Regions from separate parts of the Homo sapiens genome. Here region 1 is linked to region 2. The links are chromatin loops, found by intact Hi-C in ENCODE. Cell type or tissue: B cell. All regions are shown on one strand. Links, peaks and the distances in the headings refer to the core of each region. The heading gives the core; the rest is flanking DNA.

The links. Peaks named below come from ENCODE experiments on the same cell type or tissue, not always from the same donor. Only the 100,000 strongest peaks of a DNase experiment are listed, where the experiment ranks them.
Region 1: a loop joins it to region 2, with 10 times the contacts of the local background. A loop is called at or near these places in 3 of 110 quality-filtered maps.

Annotation. Positions count from the first base shown.
Region 1 is chr16:70,524,867-70,535,738 of GRCh38, forward strand. SF3B3 (splicing factor 3b subunit 3) reads left to right here. Exons shown (of 26, transcript NM_012426.5): 2 at 1,721-1,860; 3 at 4,007-4,333; 4 at 5,879-6,051; 5 at 7,613-7,754; 6 at 10,442-10,554. The coding sequence starts at 1,791. It overlaps SNORD111B (small nucleolar RNA, C/D box 111B), which reads left to right and starts at 4,633; the gene lies at 4,633-4,733. RefSeq lists an enhancer at 1-231. In B cell, for the core only: CTCF peaks have their summits at 4,709 (motif pointing right) and 4,908; a DNase peak (open chromatin) is centred at 4,705; H3K27ac peaks cover 933 bases.
Region 2 is chr16:72,001,492-72,012,526 of GRCh38, forward strand. It overlaps DHODH (dihydroorotate dehydrogenase (quinone)), which reads left to right and starts at 7,253. Exons shown (of 9, transcript NM_001361.5): 1 at 7,253-7,294; 2 at 10,559-10,771. The coding sequence starts at 7,274. It also overlaps the pseudogene ATP5F1AP3. RefSeq lists silencers at 7,005-7,104, 7,048-7,247. In B cell, for the core only: no CTCF peak of the experiment used is centred there; a DNase peak (open chromatin) is centred at 7,190; H3K4me3 peaks cover 1,368 bases; H3K27ac peaks cover 1,333 bases.

The DNA of each region.
Region 1 (10,872 bases), core at 1,550-9,549, 1.5 Mb before region 2:
AGACGGGGTTTCACTGTGTTAGCCAGGATGGTCTCGATCTCCTGACCTTGATCCACCCGCCTTGGCCTCCCAAAGTGTTGGGATTACAGGTGTGAGACACCGCGCCCGGCCCAGACGTGGGGGAAGTTTTAAAGCTTACCAAATTTATCTGGTATGTATTTTTTGTTTGTTTGTTTTGTTTTTGAGACGAAGTCTCGCTGTCGCCCAGGCTGGAGCGCAGCGGCTTGATCTCGGCTTACTGCAGCCTCCTCCTCCTTGGTTCTAGCTATTCTCACGCCTCAGCTTCCCGAGTAGCTGAGATTAAAGGCGTGTGCCACCGCGCCCGGCTAGTTTTTGCATTTTTAGTAGAGGGGTTTTCACTGTGTTGGCCAGGCTGGTCTCAATTCCTGACCTCAAGTGACCCATTTGCCTCGGCCTCCCAAAGTGCTGGGATTACAGGCGTGAGCCACCACTGCGCCTGGCCTCGTATATAGTTTTTCTAGTACTGGACTGATCCTCCGAAATGCACCTTCCTCCACGATCCAAAGTTAAGGTGTCGCTGGAGAACCTGAATCCAACTAGATTTGGGAAAAAATGAATTCCAAAGGTTTGTAATGGATTGTATCAGTTATAAGGAAAGGGGAAAGTAGACTGTTTTGATCAGCTACAAAATATGAAAAGTAACTTGCGGGGAGCTGTTCAGGGATTCAGAAGCAGCTCCTAGCTTCCTCTCTTTTGCTTTTTTTGTTGTTTCTCCACTCCCTGGTCTTTCAACATCGGTCCTTTTCGTTCATGTTTTACTGTGGTCCTAGAACGTTAAACATATACCTTAGTCTATGGGCTGGGCGCGGTGGCTCAACGCCTGTAATCCTAGCACTTTGGGAGGCGGAGGCGGGCGGATCACGAAGTCAGGAGATCGAGACCATCCTGGCTAACATGGTGAAACCCCACTAAAAATACAAAAAATTAGCCGGGTGTGGTGGCGGGCGCCTGTTGTCCCAGCTACTCGGGAGCCTGAGGCAGGAGAATGGTGTGAACCCAGGAGGCGGAGCTTGCAGTAAGCCAAGATGGCGCCACTGCACTCCAGCCTGGGCGACAGATTGAGACGCCTCAAAAAAAAAAAAAAAAAAAAAAAGGAAAAAAAAAAGATATACCTTAGTCTCAAGTAGAAAATTTTATATCTCTCAGGACCCATTTCTAGCCTGGAGCATTGATCTTGCCACCCTGCTTTTGCTCAGCCCAGAAAGTTATTTATGAGGACGTTTACTCATAATTCTCTCTTCTCGTTTAACAATAAAATCAAATATGTATGTTAATTCTATACTAATGACCTTGGATTTCTCAAGGTCCCGTGCTTTTTATTTATTTATTTTTTTTTTTGAGATGAGGTCTCATTCTGTCGCCCAGCCTGGAGTGCAGTGGCATGATGTTGGCTCACCACAACCTCCGCCTCCCAGGTTCAAGCGATTCTCCTGCCTCAGCCTCCCGAGTAGCTGGGACTACAGGCGCACAGCACCATGCCCAGCTAATTTTTGTATTTTTAGTAGAGACGGGGTTTCACTGTGTTGCCCAAGCTGGTCTCGAACTCCTGACCTCGTGAGCCACCACGCCCGGTCACATATGTTGTTTCTTAATAGGGCTTGCTCTGCTGGTTCTGCTGTCTTCATCCAGAATTTCCCATACAGAAATGTCTGTTGAAGTAATAGTCTCCCAGCTATTTTTCTGTTTTCTGTTTTCTTAGCTTTCTTGGACTCCGTACTGTTGGTGTAACCAAGGCCTGGAGGTCTGGGTGGCTCAGGTTTCCTGCAGCCATGTTTCTGTACAACTTAACCTTGCAGAGAGCCACTGGCATCAGCTTTGCCATTCATGGAAACTTTTCTGGTAAGTTCTCTCGTTACCATCTTTTGAAATTTTAAGTGAATTAATACATATCTTGCTTAGTCTCTTGTGCAGGAAATGTTTTCCATTTATGACAAAACAGTTGTTGGTAAATGTAAACAATTCAAATTATGAGATGAGGTGTTAAGTTCTGGTGCATTATCTGTTACCTATTTCAGATGCATTTCCTAGTTCACAAATTGTGTAATGATTCTTGTCAGGGCACACTTTTCTTGGCTGCTTACCTAGTGCCAAGTCGTGTGCCTATTGCTGTAAGACATACTGAGATGTGTAAGACCTGATCTTTGATCTTGAATTTGACATCAGGTTGGGTAAAAAGAATGTCTGAAGGTGTTTGTCTGGTTATCAGAGAGTAATTTAAATAAAGGGAAGGTTGGACCTTGGTTTGGTGCTTGAAGAGATAGAACTTTTGTATGAGAGAAAAGGGAAAATGCAGTTTAGGTAGGGAGTGCTGTCTGCATAGAAACAGATAATTTGCTTACGTTTACCATGTGGGGAATATTTTTGTAAAGATGGATTAAGGCTAGGTTTGAATTGTGTGAAATTTCAAATATTGGATTAGGAAATACAAAGTTACTGAAAGTGAGGTACTAATGTTTATAAAATAAAAACTTTTTCTTGCCATTTGCAGATTTAACATTTTTGAGTCAATCCAAGTAATGCAGGAGGTTCATGATTGTGTAGAGTAAGACATAATTTTGTTGAGGTTTAACTCTGAATACTTAATGTGGTACTGAATACTTAATGTGGTACTGAGAGGCAGCCTAACTGACCACACAGCATTCATATTTCATGTTGTTATTTTCTCTGATCCTCATTATGGCTCTTCCTGCGGGTTTGAGTCTTCATTTGGGTAATTTAGTTATTCTTTGCTGCATTTGATTAAGGAAATACGTATATGGGAATTTGGAGATTTGTGACTGACTTCACTATGTAATGCAATGAATCTCAGCTGGAGTTTGGATAGAATTTTTGAAAGCACGTTTTTGTTTTTTGTTTGTTTTGTTTTTGTTTTTTGTTTGTTTTGTTTTTGTTTTTGTTTTTTCCTTGAAACAGAGTCCTGCTCTGTCACCCAGGCTGGAGCGCAGTGGTGTGATCTTGGCTCACTGCCACCTCCGCCTCCTGGGTTCAAGCGATTCTCCTGCCTCAGCCTCCTGAGTAGCTGGGATTACATGCGTGCACCACCATGCCCGGCTAATTTTTCATATTTTTAGTAGAGATGAGGTTTCACCATATTGGCCAGGCTGATCTCGAATTCCTGACCTCGTGATCCACCCACCTTAGCCTCCCAAAGTGCTGGGATTACAGGCATGAGCTACTGTGCCCTGCTGAAAGCACATTTTTAATACTAATTTTATCTTTCAAATTCCTTTTCCAATTCAGTCTTCCTTTTTATCTAAAATGATGGAGAAGTTTTCTTTTTTTTTTTTTTTTTTTTGAGACGTAGTCTTGCTGTGTTGCCCAGGCTGGAGTACAGTAGTGCGACCTCGGCTCACTGCAAACTCCGTCTCCCAGGTTCAAGCGATTCTCCTGTGTCAGCCTCTGGAGTAGCTGGGATTATAGGCACGTGCCACCACACCTGGCTAATTTTTGTATTTTTAGTAGAGATGGGATCCCACCATGTTGGCCAGGCTGGTTTCAAACTCCTGACCTCAAGTGATCTGCCTGCCTCAGCCTCCCAAAGTGCTGGGATAACAGGTGTGAGCCACTGTGCGTGGCCTTTTTTTTTTTTTTTTTTTTTTTTAGAGACGATATCTTGCTGCGTTTCCCAGGATGGAGTGCAATGGCAGGATTATAACCCACTACATTCTCTGAACTCCTGGGTTCAAACTGTCCTCCCACGTAGCTGGGACTAGAGGCACAGGCCATCACACCTGACTAATTTTTTTTTGAGACGGAGTTTTGCTCTGTTGCCCAGGCCGGAGTGCAGTGGCACAGTCTTGGCTCACAGCAACCTCTACCTCCTGGGTTCAAGCGATTCTCCTGCCTTAGCCTCCCGAGTAGCTGGGATTACAGGCATGTGCCACCACGCCTGGCTAATTTTTGTATTTTTAGTAGAGACGGGGTTTCACCATGGTGGCCAGGCTGGGTTCTGGTTGTTTATGATCTTTATTTTTTGGTGATCTAGGAACCAAACAACAAGAAATTGTTGTTTCCCGTGGGAAGATCTTGGAGCTGCTTCGCCCAGACCCCAACACTGGCAAAGTACATACCCTACTCACTGTGGAAGTATTCGGTGTTATCCGGTCACTCATGGCCTTTAGGCTGACAGGTGGCACCAAAGACTACATTGTAGTTGGCAGTGACTCTGGTCGAATTGTTATTTTGGAATACCAGCCATCTAAGAATATGTTTGAGAAGATTCACCAAGAAACCTTTGGCAAGAGTGGATGCCGTCGCATCGTTCCTGGCCAGTTCTTAGCTGTGGATCCCAAAGGGCGAGCCGTTATGATTAGTAAGTGATTTACTCTACTTGCTGTATATGCCTAGTTTAGGATAACAATGCTGTGCTCTTGGTGGTGTGCCAGTGCCAATTAATTACTTATGTGGGTTTGGCATCATGTTTGGATTTACTCTAGGTTTAAAGTTGCATTTCCTTTTTAAAAGAGTTGCATTTTCTTTTAAAACAATGGGAAAAATCTTAACACACCTTTCTACTTCCCATCTAGTTGGAAATGGGTGTTTTTCAATTTCTTTTTCTTTGGCAAAAAGACTACAATGAAATGATCTTATGTTATTAGACAGTGAATATCGTTGCTTTCATCAGCCTGAAGTGATGATTCACATTCATGTCTCTTCTCTGATAAATTCTTGAAGAAAATTTTTGTGTGTCTGATCAGGCCTCTAGAGGGCAGTCATAAATCGTTAGATCTATTTCAGAGAATAAGGCTAATGATAATTTTATGAATTACTGTTTTTCAGTATCCTTAAATGTAGGACTCATTAAAAAATTTTGACTAGTTAGTGGGATATTTAAGACCTGTATTAGGAAGAAGGGGGCCACAATGATGCCATTGTCTTTAAAAAAATTTATTTATTTATTTTTAAGAGATGGGGGTCTCAGCCGGGCACGGTGGCTATTTATCTTTAAAAGAGATGGGGTCTCAGCCAGGTGCGGTGGCTCACACCTGTAATCCCAGCACTTTGGGAGGCCAAGGTGGGAGGATCACTTGAGGTCAGGAGTTTGAGACCAGCCTGGCCAACATGGTGAAACCCAGTCTCTACCAAAAATACAAAAAATTAGCTGGGTGTGGTGGTGGGTGCCTGTAATCCCAGCTACTTGGGGCAGGAGAATCGCTTGAACCCGGGAGGCAAAGGTTGCAGTGAGCCGAGATAGCGCTACTGCACTCCAGCCCGGACGACAGAGTGAGACTGCATCTCAAAAATAAATAAATAAATAAATAAATAAATAAATAAATAAATAAATAAGAGAGAGATGGGGATCTCACAATGCTGCCCAGGATGGTCTTGAATTCCTGGGCTCAAGCAATCCTTCCTTCTGTCTTGGCCTCCCAAAGTGCTGGGATTACAGACTTGAGCCACTGTGCCCAGCTCCACTATTGTCTATTCTTTTTTTTTTTTTTTTTCAAATGAGGCAGAGTTTCGCACTTGTTGCCCAGGCTGGAGTGCAGTGGTGCGATCTCAGCTCACTGCAACCTTTGCGTCTCAGGTTCAAGCAATTCTCCTGCCCCAGCCTCCCAAGTAGCTGGGATTAGAGGCATGCACCACCACACCTAGCTAATTTTTTGTATTTAGTAGAGACAAGGTTTTACTGTGTTAGTCAGGCTGGTCTTGAACTCCTGACCTCAGGTGATCCACCCACCTCAGCCTCCCAAAGTGCTATTCTGATGATAGAAAACAGAATCCTGAGTTTTTATACTTGTAGAGTTACTGCTGTTAATAATGATTAAAAGAAAAGCATGATGTGACTCTAGCTGTTCTATAAGTCTCTCTTCTCATTATCTGGGAATCTTGTATGTTTTATCTCCTTCAACTACAGGTGCCATTGAGAAACAGAAATTGGTGTATATTTTGAACAGAGATGCTGCAGCCCGACTTACCATTTCATCTCCCCTGGAAGCCCACAAAGCAAACACTTTAGTGTATCATGTAGTTGGAGTAGATGTCGGATTTGAAAATCCAATGTTTGCTTGTCTGGAAATGGATTATGAGGTAATGGGGACCCTGTCTCTTTGCGTTTCTTTCAGTCACCTCAGTGTTTTTTTTTAAGATTGTTTTCCGGCCGGGCGTGGTGGCTCACGCCTGTAATCCCAGCACTTTGGGAGGCAAGGCTGGCGGATCATGAGGTCAGGAGATCGAGACCATTCTGGCTAACACAGTGAAACCCCATCTCTACTAAAAATACAAAAAGAAAATAGCCGGGCATCGTGGCGGGCGCCTGTGGTCCAGCTACTCGGGAAGCTGAGGCAGGAGAATGGCGTGAACCCGGGAGGTGGAGCTTGCAGTGAGCCGAGATCTCGCCACTGCACTCCAGCCTGGGCGACAGAGTGAGACTCCATCTCAAAAAAAAACGAAAAGATCGTTTTCTTCCTTGTGCATACCTTTTTTTCTTTTTTTTGAGACAGTCTTGCTCTGTTGCCCAGGCTGGGGTGCAGTGGCACAATCTCAGCTCGCTGCAACCTCTGCCTCAGCCTCCTGAGTAGCTGGGACTACAGGTGCTGCCACAACGCCCAGCTAATTTTTGTATTTTTAGTAGAGATGGGGTTTCACTATGTTGGCCAGGCTGGTCTTCTGACCCCAGGTGATTGGCCCACCTCAGCCTTCCAGAGTGCTGGGATTATAAGGCCTGAGCCACCTCACCCAGGCCCAGCCCCTTATGCATATCTTAATTCTGTCCTGCTAGCAGATCTTCATATTCCAAATGCCTTACTGAAATTCTTTGGGATGCTTCAGAGGTTAAGCAACTATTTAATAGTCTTTCTCTGATTTAAGTAATCTCCCTATGGAAACAAGATATTTATTGGGAAAAGCTTCATGAAAAACTTGAAGCTATGTTTAAGGTATTTTTTCACAGAACATACTATTGTTTTCCTTTAACGGAAGGCAGTATCCTCTAGTAGAGAGCTCCCTGGATCCAGAATTTGGAGATTGCAGTTCTCGTTCTAGCTCTGCCATTATCTTATAGCATAAACTTTGTCAAACTATTTGGCGTCAGCCAGGTGTGGTGGCATGTGCCTATAGTCCTAGCTGCTTGGGAGCCTGAGGCCCAGGAATTCTAGGCTGCAGTGAGATAAGATTGTACCACTGCAGTCGTGTACAGTGGCTCACGCCTGTAATCCAAGTTTGGGAGGCCGAGGCGGGCAGATCACCTGAGGTCAGGAGTTCGAGACCAGCCTGACCAACATGGAGAAACCCCATCTCTACTAAAAATACAAAATTAGCCAGGCGTGGTGGCACATGCTTGTAATCCCAGCAACTCGGGAGGCTGAGGCAGGAGAATCACTTGAACCTGGGAGGTGGAGGTTGTGGTGAGCTGAGATCGTGCCATTGCACTCCAGCCTGGGCAACGAGCAAAACTCCGTCTCAAAAAAAAAAAAAGATCATACCTCTGTGCACTGCAGCCTGGGTGACATAGTGAGAACCTGTCTCTCCAAAAAAAAAAGAAGACATTTGTGGACTTCTGTTTCCTCATTTGTAAATTGGAGTCCTGATGTCCTTTCCAGATCTTCGATTTTATGCTGATGATTAGTTTTTATGCCACTATTCTCTGTAGGAAGCAGACAATGATCCAACAGGGGAAGCAGCAGCTAATACCCAGCAGACACTTACTTTCTATGAGCTAGACCTTGGTTTAAATCATGTGGTCCGAAAATACAGTGAACCTTTGGAGGAACACGGCAACTTCCTTATTACAGGTACTTTTCTTTCAGAGCTGCTTTGTACCCTTTTACTTGGTTCATTTTATGCCCAAACCTAATAGGTTTTACTTAAAGGGTTTGGGAATTAATCCATTTGTTGTGAACCTGAATACCTTATCTTTTGGACAGGTTAGAAGTTCATGTGGTGGAGTGATTTTAAAAAGTGTTGGGGATAAAGACTGCCTAGCTCCTTAATAACTCATATTCTACTGAGGGCAGGGAAGAGAAGTTGAAGGGAGCAGTCAGCTTGGAATATTGATTACTGTTAGTTGCTGTGACAGTTTGGCTGTAGTCAGTCTTTGCCTCTCATTCAAACCTAACTCTTTCAAAAGCCAAACAAAATGGACAGACCCCACAAGATGGAACTTGTGAATTTGAAAACTTAAACAAAATAGAAATATTTTTGAAGACGATTACCAGATTGATCCAAAAATAAATTAAGAACTTCAATAGACCAGCGTTAGAGAAATTGAAGCAGTAGTCCAAAGTCACTCTCCCAAAAGATTGAGGTCCAGGATTTTCAGGAAAGCTTTTATCTTCTTGTTGAGGGACATATATGTATTCCGTTTTAAAACAAGTTTCTCGGCTGGGCATGGTGGCTCACGCCTATAACCCTAGCACTTTAGGAGGCTGAGGCAGGAGCATCACTTGATCTCAGGAGTTTGAGACCATCCTGGGAAACAAGGTGAGATCTTGTCTCAATGAAAAAGTAAATATTAAAAAAAAAAGTAAAACAGATTTCTCTAGAGTAGAAAAAGAGTAAATGCTACTGTGCCGCTCTCTGAGTCTAGTATGACTACAGTATCAAAACTAGGGATGGACAGTAACAAAAAAAATTTGCAGGCTAGTTCATACGGTTGTAGATAGGAAAAGCTAACATTCCAGCAAATCAGATTCAGTGTTTTAAATGCACATAGCTAAGTAACGTTTTTGGAGGAGCTAAAAAATGGAAAATATTTTCATGGTTGGAAATCAGTTCACCATTGGAAAATACACGTTACTAATTGATTATATTAAAAGACTAAATGAGTACAGCTACATTTGTGGTCATCTGCATTTCAGCAGGCTTGGGGAAAACTGATCTAGTTCTATTTTGAATCATTTGCACTTCAACTGATGTCTAAAATAAGATGTTGTTTGGGGAAGATACTGGAGAATAAAAATAAAGGACAGCACTTACCTTTGTTAATACGTTAAGCAGATGAATTTTTGATCACACATCTCATTACTTGTAACATATTACCATACCTTTCATTTACAAGGGCTTTTTCATTCTTTCAACACATTTTTATTGAGCCTTTGCAGTCAGTATGTGCTAAGTCAGTCTGCTGGATCTTGGGACTTCAGTGGTGAAAAATTAGACGTGGTGCCGCCTTTGTGCAAGATTGAGTCTGGTGGTGAATACAGATAAATAACCAAAACAATTACCAGAAACTGTGCCAAATGCCATGACAGCACAGAGAAGAGGTTCCCTAAACAGGGAAAGGAAACGAATGTGTTACAGAAAGCTTGCTGGAGTCTCTAAGCTGAGATCTGAGGGCTAGTTAGAAGTTAGCTAGGTGCAGTTGGAGTGGGAGAGGAAGTTTCAGTTGTAGGCAAAGGGAACAGCATTTACAAAAGCCTAAATACAAGAAATAACATGGTCCATTCAAATAATTAAAAGCTCATTATGATTTAATTATTAAGGGACTGGGGTAGGAGTAGGGGTGGGGTGAAAGCTACTGAAGGATTCTAAGTAGGGAAATAATCTGATAGGTTGACAACCTTAGAAAGATTAATTGCTTACATTTTGGCTAATGAAATGGAGGATATTAAGACTGTAAGAGGGGAGACTGATGAGGACATTAAGAGATACTGGTAGCTGCTAAGGAGGTAGAATCAATAGGGCTTTGGGAGGAGAGAGAATTGAAGGATTATACTCAGGTGTCTGGTTTGGTCTGTTGATGGTAGTATTCTCTAAGGTGGAGAATCTAGGAGGTGGAGCAGGGTTGGGAAGGAACTTGAGTTTGTTTATGAACATGCTGTTACTTTATTTTATTTTTATTTTATTTATTTACGTTCTTGAGACAGAATCTCGCACTGTTGCCCAGGCTAGAGCACAGTGGCACGATCTTGGCTCACTACAACCTCCACCTCCTGGGTTTAAGCAGTTCTCCTGCCTCAGCCTCCCGAGTAGCTGGGATTACAGGCGCCCACCACCATGCCTGGCTAATTTTTGTAGTTTTAGTAGAGACGGGATTTCACCGTGTTGGCCAGGCTGGTCTCGAACTCCTGACCTCAGGTGATCTGCCTTTGGTCTCCCAAAGTGCTGGGATTACAGGCATGAGCCACCATGCCCAGCCTGAACACACTGTATTTTAAAAATACCGGTGGAAGGTCCATGTCCAGTAGGTGATTTGATGTATTATAGGTCTGAAGATGGGGTCTGAAGATGAGAACTGCATTTGGGCTTGGAGGTAAACATTTGGATACGTTATCCAGGCTGAGACCAAACCTTCCATGTAAACACAAACTGTGCTTCATCCTTATCTACCATGAACATAAGGGAGGAGAAACACATGAAATGTTTCTTAGCATCAGGCACATTACCATCATCAAGTTGTGCTGAAAGAGAGGAGGAGTTGAAAGCTGAAGAAATTCATGTCTGAGTCAAAGTCACTGCTAAGTTTTATTTTCTCTCACAGTTCCAGGAGGGTCAGATGGTCCAAGTGGAGTACTGATCTGCTCTGAAAACTATATTACTTACAAGAACTTTGGTGACCAGCCAGATATCCGCTGTCCAATTCCCAGGAGGCGGGTAAGATCTTTGATATAAGAAGAGAGAGATTTGTGTTTAATTTTTGTGATTACAGTGTAGTCTCTTAGTTTGTTACCAATTTAGTTTTTTTGTAAATTAAAAAAAAAATTCAGTGACCCTGGGGCAGGGACGTAAATGTTGTTTTTAATAAAGCTGGTGAAATATTTTAGTAAAAGCCAAACAAATTCTCTTAGAAAGGGAATTAAAACTAATCTAATTTCTATTTCAGAGGAACCTGTGGACAATTATTAATTTGAAATTCCTGAATGTTTCTAGTTTGGAGAAACCAGGCATATTTGTTAGAGATAGGTTGCCTTT
Region 2 (11,035 bases), core at 3,036-11,035:
ATACAAATTAAATACAAACAAAACTGAAAATCAATGAGATCCAAGTTTTGCCAAGCTAAATGGCAGATAAACAGGGCTCTGGCCTACGACTACACAGGTTCCTTTGAATCTGGCATGCATGCTATTTTATGATATGGGGAGGGTTCAGTTCTGATACCACGTTTCTTTATTTGACTCACACACACACATACACACACAAAAAAAACCTTTGTTCACACAGCAGGTCATTTGGTCTCCACCTGTTGCATATCCATCACGTGTATTACAGCTCGTTCTTTCTTGGTGCCAAAAAGTGATCATAAACTCAAACAAATGTGGGCACTGAACTGCTTGGTAGGTTTCAGGGTTAAGATGGTTATCCAGATAGTCCAAATGATGCTTATGTTACTCTAAAAATCAGTACAGAAGTGGTCACCAAAATTATGAAATTCTCTAAAACACAGACTGCAAGAATACATCCTGTTTGAAAAACACTGCAGTAATCAGCCAGGCGTAGTGGCTCACGCCTGTAATCCCAGTGCTTTGGGAGGCCGAGGTGGGCGGATCACTTGAGGTCAGGAGCTCAAGACCAGCCTGGCCAATATGATGAAACCCCGTCTCTACTAAAAATACAAAAACTAGCCGTGCATGGTGGCGCGTGCCTGTAATCCCAGCTACTCGGGAGGCTGAGGCAGTAGGATCACTTGGCAGTAGGTTGGCAGAGGTTGCAGTAAACTGAGATTGCACCACTGCACTCCAGCCTGGGGGACAGAGCAAGACCCTGTCTCAAAAAAAAAAAAAAACAATAAAAAAAAACCCAAAAGAAAAACACCAAAAACACTGCAGTAATCAAATGAAAGATAAATACAGTATGATCCTCCCTTTCATAAAGTCCAATTAGGGAAGAAAAGGCATAATAATTGTAATTAATATAGGCAGTGAAAAGTGCCAGCCCAGAGGGACAGCTTAGGTGCTGCTGGGAAGGTTCAGATAAGGAAGAAATTACTTCCAGCTTTTGGAATGAACATATTAAGATGGCAATATTTAGACAGATGAAATGGACATCTCGACAGAGGAGTCGATGTGAATAAATACACAGAGGTGGGAAAGTGGAAGGTATTGATAAAGAGAAAGAAATACTTGAGTGTGTGTGTGTGTGTGTGTGTGTGTGTGTGTACATGTAGGGGGTACTTGGTGGAACAGTAGTAGGAACTGTAACCAGAAAATGGGAGAGTTTCAAATGCCAGAATAAAGGGCTTGCAGTTTATTTGGAAGGTTTCTGAGCAGAGTAGTCCACCCTTTCAAGAGTTTGTGACAATGGAATCATCTGGATGTGGGATGCTTTTGTTTTCAAAGTTCACAGAGCCTCAACTTCTAAACATCTTCATATACATACATAAATAAATGCATGATACATCCACACATATGTTTCAAGCTTTTTTTCCAGATTAAAAAATGATACTTTATTATAATTTTTAAAATTGCAGAACGTCAGGCTGAATATCATTAGACACATACACAAAACCACTCATCTCTAAAGTCATCTTCTATACCCTCTCAAAATTTGGCCAATGAATTATGCCTCAGGGAATTTTCCAGTTCAACCCCATACATAAATGGAAACACTAGCCTTTTGGTTTTGCCCACAGTTCCAAAGTGCTATTACAGGTGGAGTATCTGCTGCAGGAGGTCATTCTTGCTGCTGTGGGTGTGAGTAAAATGTCTATCTGTATGCCTCTGGTCCTGCAGGCTTTGTTCTCTTTCTCCTTGTTTGGTCTCCTTCTACAGGGGTTACCTTACATACTGCAATCAAAAGACATCTTCTGCTCGGAATCAAAACAGATAGTGAGAGGTTCAAGTGAGAAGTAATGTTACATAGTAAGTTACTGAATTTACAATGAGAAATTGAACTCTGGGGTTACAACTCAAATATGATTTCAAGGTAAAGAAAATAATTACTTGGCTGGCTGGTGAAATGCTTAGTTCCTTCTAAAATCATAATTGCAATATGGACTTCTGCTTCATGCTGCATTCCAAGGCACCAATCAGGTAACCTACATCTCCCAAATGATCAACAGAGCGTTCCTTCCTATTTTACCCTCAGTGCTGAGAAATTACTCCTGAGCCCAGAAGTTGTTGTGTAGGTGACTTGGGTGACTTGGTGCCCAGGCAACAACTGCCACAGGCCCCACCTTGATGAACACCATTGATTTCTTTAAATATGATGATACTAAGATGGAGGCCCCTGCTCAGAGGAAGCAAGGACGTAAAAGCCAGGACAGGCTGCGCTGAGGGTCACTACACTAACAGACCCAGACGACACGATGGAACGTGAATACTGAAGCCAACAATCTTCTGGAACTCTCTTTTCCAAAACTCATATGCTGTTTTTTCTAATTGGGAAATCAGGGACAGGGAAACATTCGCATAATTACCCACCAACATGTTCTTCTTAACAGAAATGAAGATTATTATTATTTTTTTTTTGAGACAGACTGTTGCTTTGTCGCCCAGGCTCGAGTTCAGTGGCGCAATCTCAGCTCACTGCAAGCTCCGCCTCCCGGGTTCACGCCATTCTCCTGCCTCAGCCTCCCGAGTAGCTGGGACTACAGGCGCCTGCCACCACGCCCGGCTAATTTTTTGTATTTTTAGTAGAGACGGGGTTTCACCGTGTTAGCCAGGATGGTCTCGATCTCCTGACCTCGTGATCCGCCCTCCTCAGCCTCCCAAAGTGCTGGGATTACAGACATGAGCCATCGTGCCCGGCTCCACTTTGGTTTTTTCTAATCGGTTCAGGATCTCATTTACTTTCTTCTCCATTGTCACAATTTTTACATCCTTCTGCCTGTGAAAGCCTATCTGCCTCACATCCACGTCAGCTGTTTTCTTCAGGTTAGACCGTGGAGTATTTACCACATTAACGTTGTTCTTGCAGCCTTGAGTGCTATTGGCCTTCACAAGGTGGGCGCAGTCTGTCAGCACTTCCTTTGGAATGTCCTCTATATTCTCTCCCTTATGCAATTGAAGGTATACATGAGCCAAAGAGAGTCTGTCCGCACGAAACCAGATATATTCAGGCCAGCCATGCTTCATCAGATCTTCATGATGATTTATGGGTTAGTAGGAGAGATATAAAACTCAAGGGCCGGGCGCGGTGGCTCATGCCTGTAATCCCAGCACTTTGGGAGGCTGAGGTGGGCGGATCACGAGGTCAGGAGATTGAGACCATTCTGGCCAAAATGGTGAAACCCTGTCTCTATTTCATATTTATCCTTTCCCATGTAAATAGCGCAGGCAGATGAATTAACGCTGCTGCTGGTGAAGTAGAACACCATGATGCTGGCGGGGGTGCGGTGACTCCACCGTGGAGCAGCAGCGTTCAACTGTGGCGGTTGCCTGGTCCCCGGAACTCTCCTCTTTTTTTTTTTTTTAATGCATTATGGAAACTTTTTTATGTGATTTTTGTACATAAGGAATATGAGAGTAACTCTTTTACAAATGAAACTAATTTACTAGAACAAACAGTGACAAAACTGAACTGATATTTGATGTGAATCCATAGGAGTTTAAGCTTCAAATCCAGCCAAGAAATTTGTTACAACTCCATCAGCTTTGCATCTGAGTCTTCTGAGATCTTTCCATCAGCCCTGATAGTGCCCAACAGGGCTTAGCGCTGGCTGACAACATGAGACAAGAAAGCATTCTCAAACTTTGTAATCTTGCTGGGCTCCAGTTTATCAAGATACCCCCTTACACCCGCACAGATAACAGCCACTTGTTGTTCAGTAACCATGGGAGGATACTGTCCTTGCTTCAGCAACTCAGTTAGACGCACACCGCGACTCAATAGTTGTTGAGTGGGAGCATTGAGGTCAGAACCAAACTGGGCAAAAGCAGCAACCTCACGATCCTGAGCCAATTCCAGCTTCATGGTACCTGCCGCCTGCTTCATAGTCCTGGTTTGGGCAGCAGATCCAACACAAGACACAGACAGACCCAATGTTAATGGCAGAGCGGATATCTTTGTAGAACAATTCTGTTTCCAAGATCTGTCTGTCAGTGATGGAAATGACATTTGTTGGAATGTAAGCAGACACATCATCGGCCTGTGTTTCTATGACTAGCAAAGCAGTCAAGGAGCCACCACCAAAAGCATCATTCATTTTGGCTGCTCTCTCCAGCAACCGGGAGTATAGGTAAAACACATCACCAGGACAGGCCTTACGACCAGGGGGGTCGGTGGAGCAACAGAGACATCTGACAGTAAGCGACAGCCTGTTTGGATAAGTCGTCATAGATGATCAAAGTATATTTGCCATCGTCTCTAAAATACTCTCCCATGGAACAGTCAGAGTAAGGAGCCAGGTACTGAAGTAGGGCAGCATCTGAGGCCATAGCTGACACCACAGTGGTGTACTTCACGGCATCTGCATCTGTAAGTCTCTTCACCAACTGAGCAACAGTGGATCTCTTTCGACCAATAGCAACATAGATACAGTACAGCTTCTTCTTTTCTTCAGATCTATCATTGAAATGTTTCTGGTTAATGATTGTGTCAATAGCAATTGAGGTTTTCCCAGTCCTTCGGTCACCAATAATGAGCTCATGCTGACCACGACCAATTGGCACCAAGCTATCCACAGCCTTAATGCCAGTCGGCATTGGTTCCCACACTGAAGTTCGAGGAATGATTCTGGGGGCTTTCAGACCGACTCACTTATGGGTCTTGGAACCCATTGGACCCTTTCCATCAATAGCATTACCAAGGGCATCAACTACACGACCCAACAGCTCCTCACCGACTGGAACGTCCACAATGGTTCCTGTCCTCTTCACTATACCTCCTTCCTTACTTTATTATTTTCAAACACTACAATGCCAACATTGTCAGTTTCGAAGTTCAAGGACATATCCTTTAAGCCTGAAGAAAACTCTACCATTTCTTCTGCTTGGAACATTCCTCAGCCCATGTACATGGACAATACCATCACCAATACTTAAGACATGCCCAGTTTCTTCAAGGTCAGCAGAGGTATCAGCTCCAAGAACATGCTCTTTAAGAATAGAGGACATCTCAGCAGTCCCAGTCTTCTGAAGATGAGTGTTAGAGGCATGGAGGTTCCTTGCAGCAATGAAAGATGAACCCAAAGCATTTCTGGAGACCAGTCCTGCCCACCGAGTGAGGTCACGGGCTACGGCCGCGGAGACACACACAGACAGCATCTTTGCAGTTTCTCCACAGGTGGTACCTCCACAGCCGCAGCCTCTGGACTGACTGGGACCGTTTCAAGCATTTTTAAATGAAACCTGATGTTGATGAAATCTCTGAAAGTCAAGTCAGGTATCTTACACAATGCTGTAATTTCATTTCAATCCTTTTCATAAAGGGTAAAGTCCTTGTATATATTCTTTCAATACATGCTTTATCTAAGACACAAGCACTCTATCAATAAAAGTTTTAATTTAAACGACCAAAAAATTGGTGAGAGAGTGCTCAGAACTGAGGATAAACATGTAAGTAGTTTTTTGTCCCAGATGAGCAATGATTTATGTTGACTAAGGTGTGCTGAATTAACTTATTCCATTAAAGTGTAAAGGGAAGACAGGTTGATAAGCATAACTTTTACCTTGATAAATGTTTTCAATGATTTCTATTGCATGTAGACTGAAACACCTAGCATGTAAATTATTGCAGTAGAATCTGTCTCTAAGTCTCAGCTGGGTCTGTGAATTTGTTCTAATTTGATAGCTTCATACAACTGATGAAGCTCAAAAATGGCTTGACTCAAGATATTTCATACACCTTTCTTTTGCTCTAATTTCTGCTACGACAATAACCCAGCTATTTCAGCTGATGGCGGGAACACTGCAACTGGACAAAAATGACACGGATGGGTGTAGAGCCTCCAAACAATAAGTATCTGATTAATGCTGTTGACACCTAAGTCTACAGAGGCTATTCTCCAACGGCCAGGACATCATTAGGTAAGACATTTCAAAATTCTTCGTGAGGGCACGATTGCTTCAGAGGACTACAAAGTGACACATTAGGTCGTCATAAATCACCGCAGTACCATCCTGGCTAACACGGTGAAACCCCGTCTCTAAAATACAAAACAATGAGCCGGGCATGGTTGCGGGCGCCTGTAGTCCCAGCTACTCGGGAGGCTGACGCAGGAGAATGGCGTGAACCCGGGAGGCGGAGCTTGTAGTGAGCCGAGATCGCGCCACTGCACTGCAGCCTGGGCAACAGAGCAAGACTCTGTCAAAAAAAAAAAAAAAAAAAAAAAAAAATCACCGCAGTAAACCACACTCCAACGGGCCTGCACACTCAGGGTCTTGATTAGAAACAGTATTTAAAAAAATACCTCCACATCTGTTGCACCACAATGCCAAGGTATAACCAGGGCCACTTTCTCCAGGAGGCACAACAGGCGCAGGGCCAGGGAAGGGCCTCTGACACTTTTAGGATCTCAAGAAATTTTTTTTTTTTGGTTATTTTTCTTTGTTTGTTTTTGAGACAGAGTCTTGCTTTGTCGCCCAGGCTGGAGTGCAGTGGTGCTATCTCGGCTCACTGCAACCTCCACCTTCTGGGTTCAAGCGATTCTCCTGCCTCAGCCTCCCGAGTACCTGGGATTACAGGCGCCTGCCACTACGCCCGGCTAATTTTTGTATTTTATTTTATTTTTTAGTAGACACGGGGTTTTGGGTGTTGACCAGGTCTCGAACTCCTGACCTCAAGTGATCTGCCTGCCTCAGCCTCCCAAAGTGCTGGGACTACAGGCGTGAGCCACCATGCCCGGCCTCAAGAAAATGTTTTAATTTCCTTAAAAAACCTTAAGAAAAATCAACTTTTAAGTTGAAAAAGTTTATATATTAACATATTCATCTTTATATCAACACAGCAGTAAAATTTATTTTTTAAAGTGATAAAAACTGTACAAATATTTCTGGTGTGAAACACAGTGTTTTGATGCTCGCGGACTCTTGGATTCGAGGCTGCGGTAGTACGGACAAACACCGTGCAGCGGCATCTCATCTCCGCCAACAGCCGGCGATCAAGCGGGCAGGCTGGGAGAGGGCGGGCGGAAGAGGCGTGGCCGCCGCTACTGCGCACGTGCACCCAACCAGAACCTGGGGGTGGTGCCGGGCCTTCCCCGCTGCGCGGAGGCGTCCTCTCAACCCTTCTGCCCGGCGACTGGTGGGTTGGCGGCTAAGGGGCGGAGACAAGAGGGGCCGCCACCATCTCCTCCAATGGAAGGGAGACAGGGGCGGGCTTAATGACGGAAGGAGCATGGCGTGGAGACACCTGAAAGTGAGTCCCGCGAGTGAGCAGTGTGGATGGGGGACCAGGGACCGGGGAGGGCGAGAACGGAGAGTCAGGCCGGGCGAGGCATGGACCGAAGGCGGCTCCGGGAGTGTGGGCCCCCCTGGGACGTGTGCGTGTTTCCGGGGTCTCCTGCAAATGCTCGTGCGTGTGCATTTGCACGTGGACTCGGTCAGGCGTGTGCAGACAGCGCCTGCAGGTCTGGGTGGGTGCTGATCTGAGTGTCTGCGCCTGGGCCATGTTTTTGAGCCTGGCACAGGGGTGCTTAGTGAACACATGACCGCCTAGCGTTGTGTGCCGGATCCAACGGGGAATGAAACTAGAGTAGGACATGCTCCCAACCCTTTTAGGTAAAGTTTTGTTAGGGGCGGGGGTCTCTGTGAAAAGTTCTTAGCTGTATCCCCGTATGTAATAGGTGTTCAGAGGCCGGGCGCGGTGGCTCACGCCTGTAATCCCAGCACTTTGGGAGGCCGAGGCGGGTGGATCATGAGGTCAGGAGATCGAGACCATCCTGGCTAACAAGGTGAAACCCCGTCTCTACTAAAAATACAAAAAATTAGCCGGGCGCGGTGGCGGGCGCCTGTAGTCCCAGCTACTCGGGAGGCTGAGGCAGGAGAATGGCGTGAACCCGGGAAGCGGAGCTTGCAGTGAGCCGAGATTGCGCCACTGCAGTCCGCAGTCCGGCCTGGGCGACAGAGCGAGACTCCGTCTCAAAAAAAAAAAAAAAAAAAAAAAAAATAGGTGTTCAGATATTTGTTGATTGACATGGTGGGGGGGAGTACAGTCTCCAAGGGAGGCAATGAATAACCTTGACTTTCTTTTTATATGTTTATTTGAGACGGAGTCTTGGGCTGTCGCCCAGGCTGGAGTGCAGTGGCGCGATCTTGGCTCACTGCAACCTCCGCCTCCCGGGTTCAACCGATTTTCCTGCCTCGGCCTCCTGCGTAGCTGAGATTACAGGCGCGCGCCACCACGACTGGCTAATTTTGGTATTTTTAGTAGAGACTGCAGTTTCACCATGTTGGTCAGGCTGGTCTCGAACTCCTCACCTCGTGAGCCTCCCAAAGTGCTGGGATTACTGGCGTGAGCCACCGCGCTCGGCCTGAGTCTCTTTTTAAAATAAATAAATGGAGAGAGATGGGATCTCACTGTGTTGCCCAGGCTGGTCTAGAACTATTGGCCTCAAGGGATCTTCCCGCCTCAGCCTCCCAAAGTGGTGGGATTACAGGCGTGGGCTACCGCGCCCAGCCAATGAATACTTGATCTACATGTCTTTAGCAGTTTGGAAGGATCCTTAAAAGCAAATCTAATCATGTCATTTCCTGGCTTAGGGAACAAAACCCAAATCTTTATTTTGGCCAAGACTCCTGCTCCTTTCTCCTGCCTCGTCTTAAGCCTTACTTTCCCTCACTCCTCTGTTCCAAACTTTCTCCCTTTTTCATTCTCTTCTGCTACTGAGAGAGCCTTTACACTTTTTCCTCTCCGTACTGCCTTCTGGTTAACTATTTTTTTAAATAATTGAACCAGAATAGGTTCAGAGAGACCCCCATCAACTCGTTTATCCCTTGAGTATCAGCTTTAAGTCATTTCCTTAAGGAAGCCTTTCCTTACCTCTAAGATTAGGTTGAATACTTCCATTACCTTATACTTTTTATCCTTCATCACAGTTGCTATGACTACATATTTGCATGATCATTAATTTCTGTCTGTCGCTTCATAAGATCACACTCTCCATGAGGGTAGGGGCAAGATCTGTTTTGTCATCTTTGCTCAATCAGTATTTGATGAATGACTGAACTAATGAATGAATAACTCAGCATGTGGCAGTGATAGAGAAAAGCATTGTGAACCACTTTTGATCCAATAAGATCTGAAGCTTCTGTTTTATATTTTACACCCCCGTTACCTTGAAATGGAATATATGTATAATGTCTTTGTATGTATACATTTTTGAGAGAGTCTGACTCTGTCGCCCAGGTGGAGTGCAGTGGTGTCATCCCGGCTCACTGCAGCCTGGACCTCCTGGGCTCAAGGGATCCACCCACTTCTGCCTCCCAAGTAGCTGAGACCGCAGGCGCACCACCATGCCTGGCTAATTTTTTATATTTTGTAGAGACGGGGTCTCACTATGTTCCCCAGGCTGGTCTCAAGCGCCTGAGCTCAAGCAGTCCTCCCACTTCAGCCTCCCAAAGTGCCGGGATTACAAGCATGAGCCACCAAGTCCAGCTATGTGCAATTTTTAAAAGCCAGCATAATTAATACCCTAACTGGAATATAAAGGAGAAAATGTAAAAGTAGTTTATATTAATAATAAAATTACATGTATTTCAGTATGTAAATATTGCTATGACTCCCCTAGTGAGATAGTTGTGTTTAAGTCTCTACTTAGAAATGCAGGTACACAGGTGTGTTACATATCAGGCACCCCAGGAAAGCACTGTACCATTCCCGATGAGATTTTCTGAAATGGTGAACAATTCTTGGGAATGTTCTATGTGAAACTGTACAGTTGTCCCTCAATTTACAAGATATTTGTACTGTATGTGAAAACCATGTAGAGGCTGGGCACGGTGGCTCATGCCTGTAATCCCAGCACTTTGGGAGGCCAAAGCAGGAGTACTGCTTGAGCCTAAGGGTTCAAGACCAGCCTGGGCAACATAAAGAGGCTCTATCTCTTCAAAAAATTGGCTGGGCTTGGTGGCATGTGCCTGTGGTCCCAGTTACTTGGGGAGGCTGAGGAGGGGAGGATTGCTTGAGACCAGGAGGTCAGGAAAGACAGTTTGTGTTTATGTGGTAAAATATAGTTTGGCTTAGATAATATGAACGGATAATTTTTACCCACACAAATGTCAGAATGTTCAAAAGTCACACAGGAAATGGGGCAGTTCATGTCAGATAGTCTCAAGCCAAGAAGGATGTCTGACTTTATGGATTCCTGCCCACCACATCTATTAGCATTACCCTGTCACTGTAACCAGTAGCAGTGTCCACCACGATCACCCTAGGGGACAGTACTGTCCCTCTTTAAATTTCTGGCCTGGAGTCCCAGGACAGCCTTTAGGGCCTGAAGAAGGTGTGTAGGCAGAAGTATAGATACAGCCTCTGACTGTAGAGACCAGTGTCAGCGGAAGGCTAAGGGCGTCTGTTTCATGTGACCTGCCGTTATGCCCTCTGTGTACCTGGGTGTGAAGGGCTCAGGAAGGGTGCTGCAGCCTGGCCTGGGGGACCCCCCTAATATGCTCTTTTTTGCAGAAGCGGGCCCAGGATGCTGTGATCATCCTGGGGGGAGGAGGACTTCTCTTCGCCTCCTACCTGATGGCCACGGGAGATGAGCGTTTCTATGCTGAACACCTGATGCCGACTCTGCAGGGGCTGCTGGACCCGGAGTCAGCCCACAGACTGGCTGTTCGCTTCACCTCCCTGGGGCTCCTTCCACGGGCCAGATTTCAAGACTCTGACATGCTGGTAGTGCTCCCAGACACCCTATACATTAAATACAAAGGCGAAGGCTGCAGTCCCCTAAACTTCTCAGCTGGGACTGATCTTTTTGAAAACCAGAACCCCAAGTGAGCAGTGGGGATTTGGAATTCAGTCTGAGCATTATTATTTTATGTCATGTAATTAGCAACGATGATTATCTATTACGTATATGGGATTGTGTTAGGCGGTGTTCTTGTTTGATCCTCCCAGCTGCTCCATGAGCTGGATCCTGTTACCATCCCCAGCCAT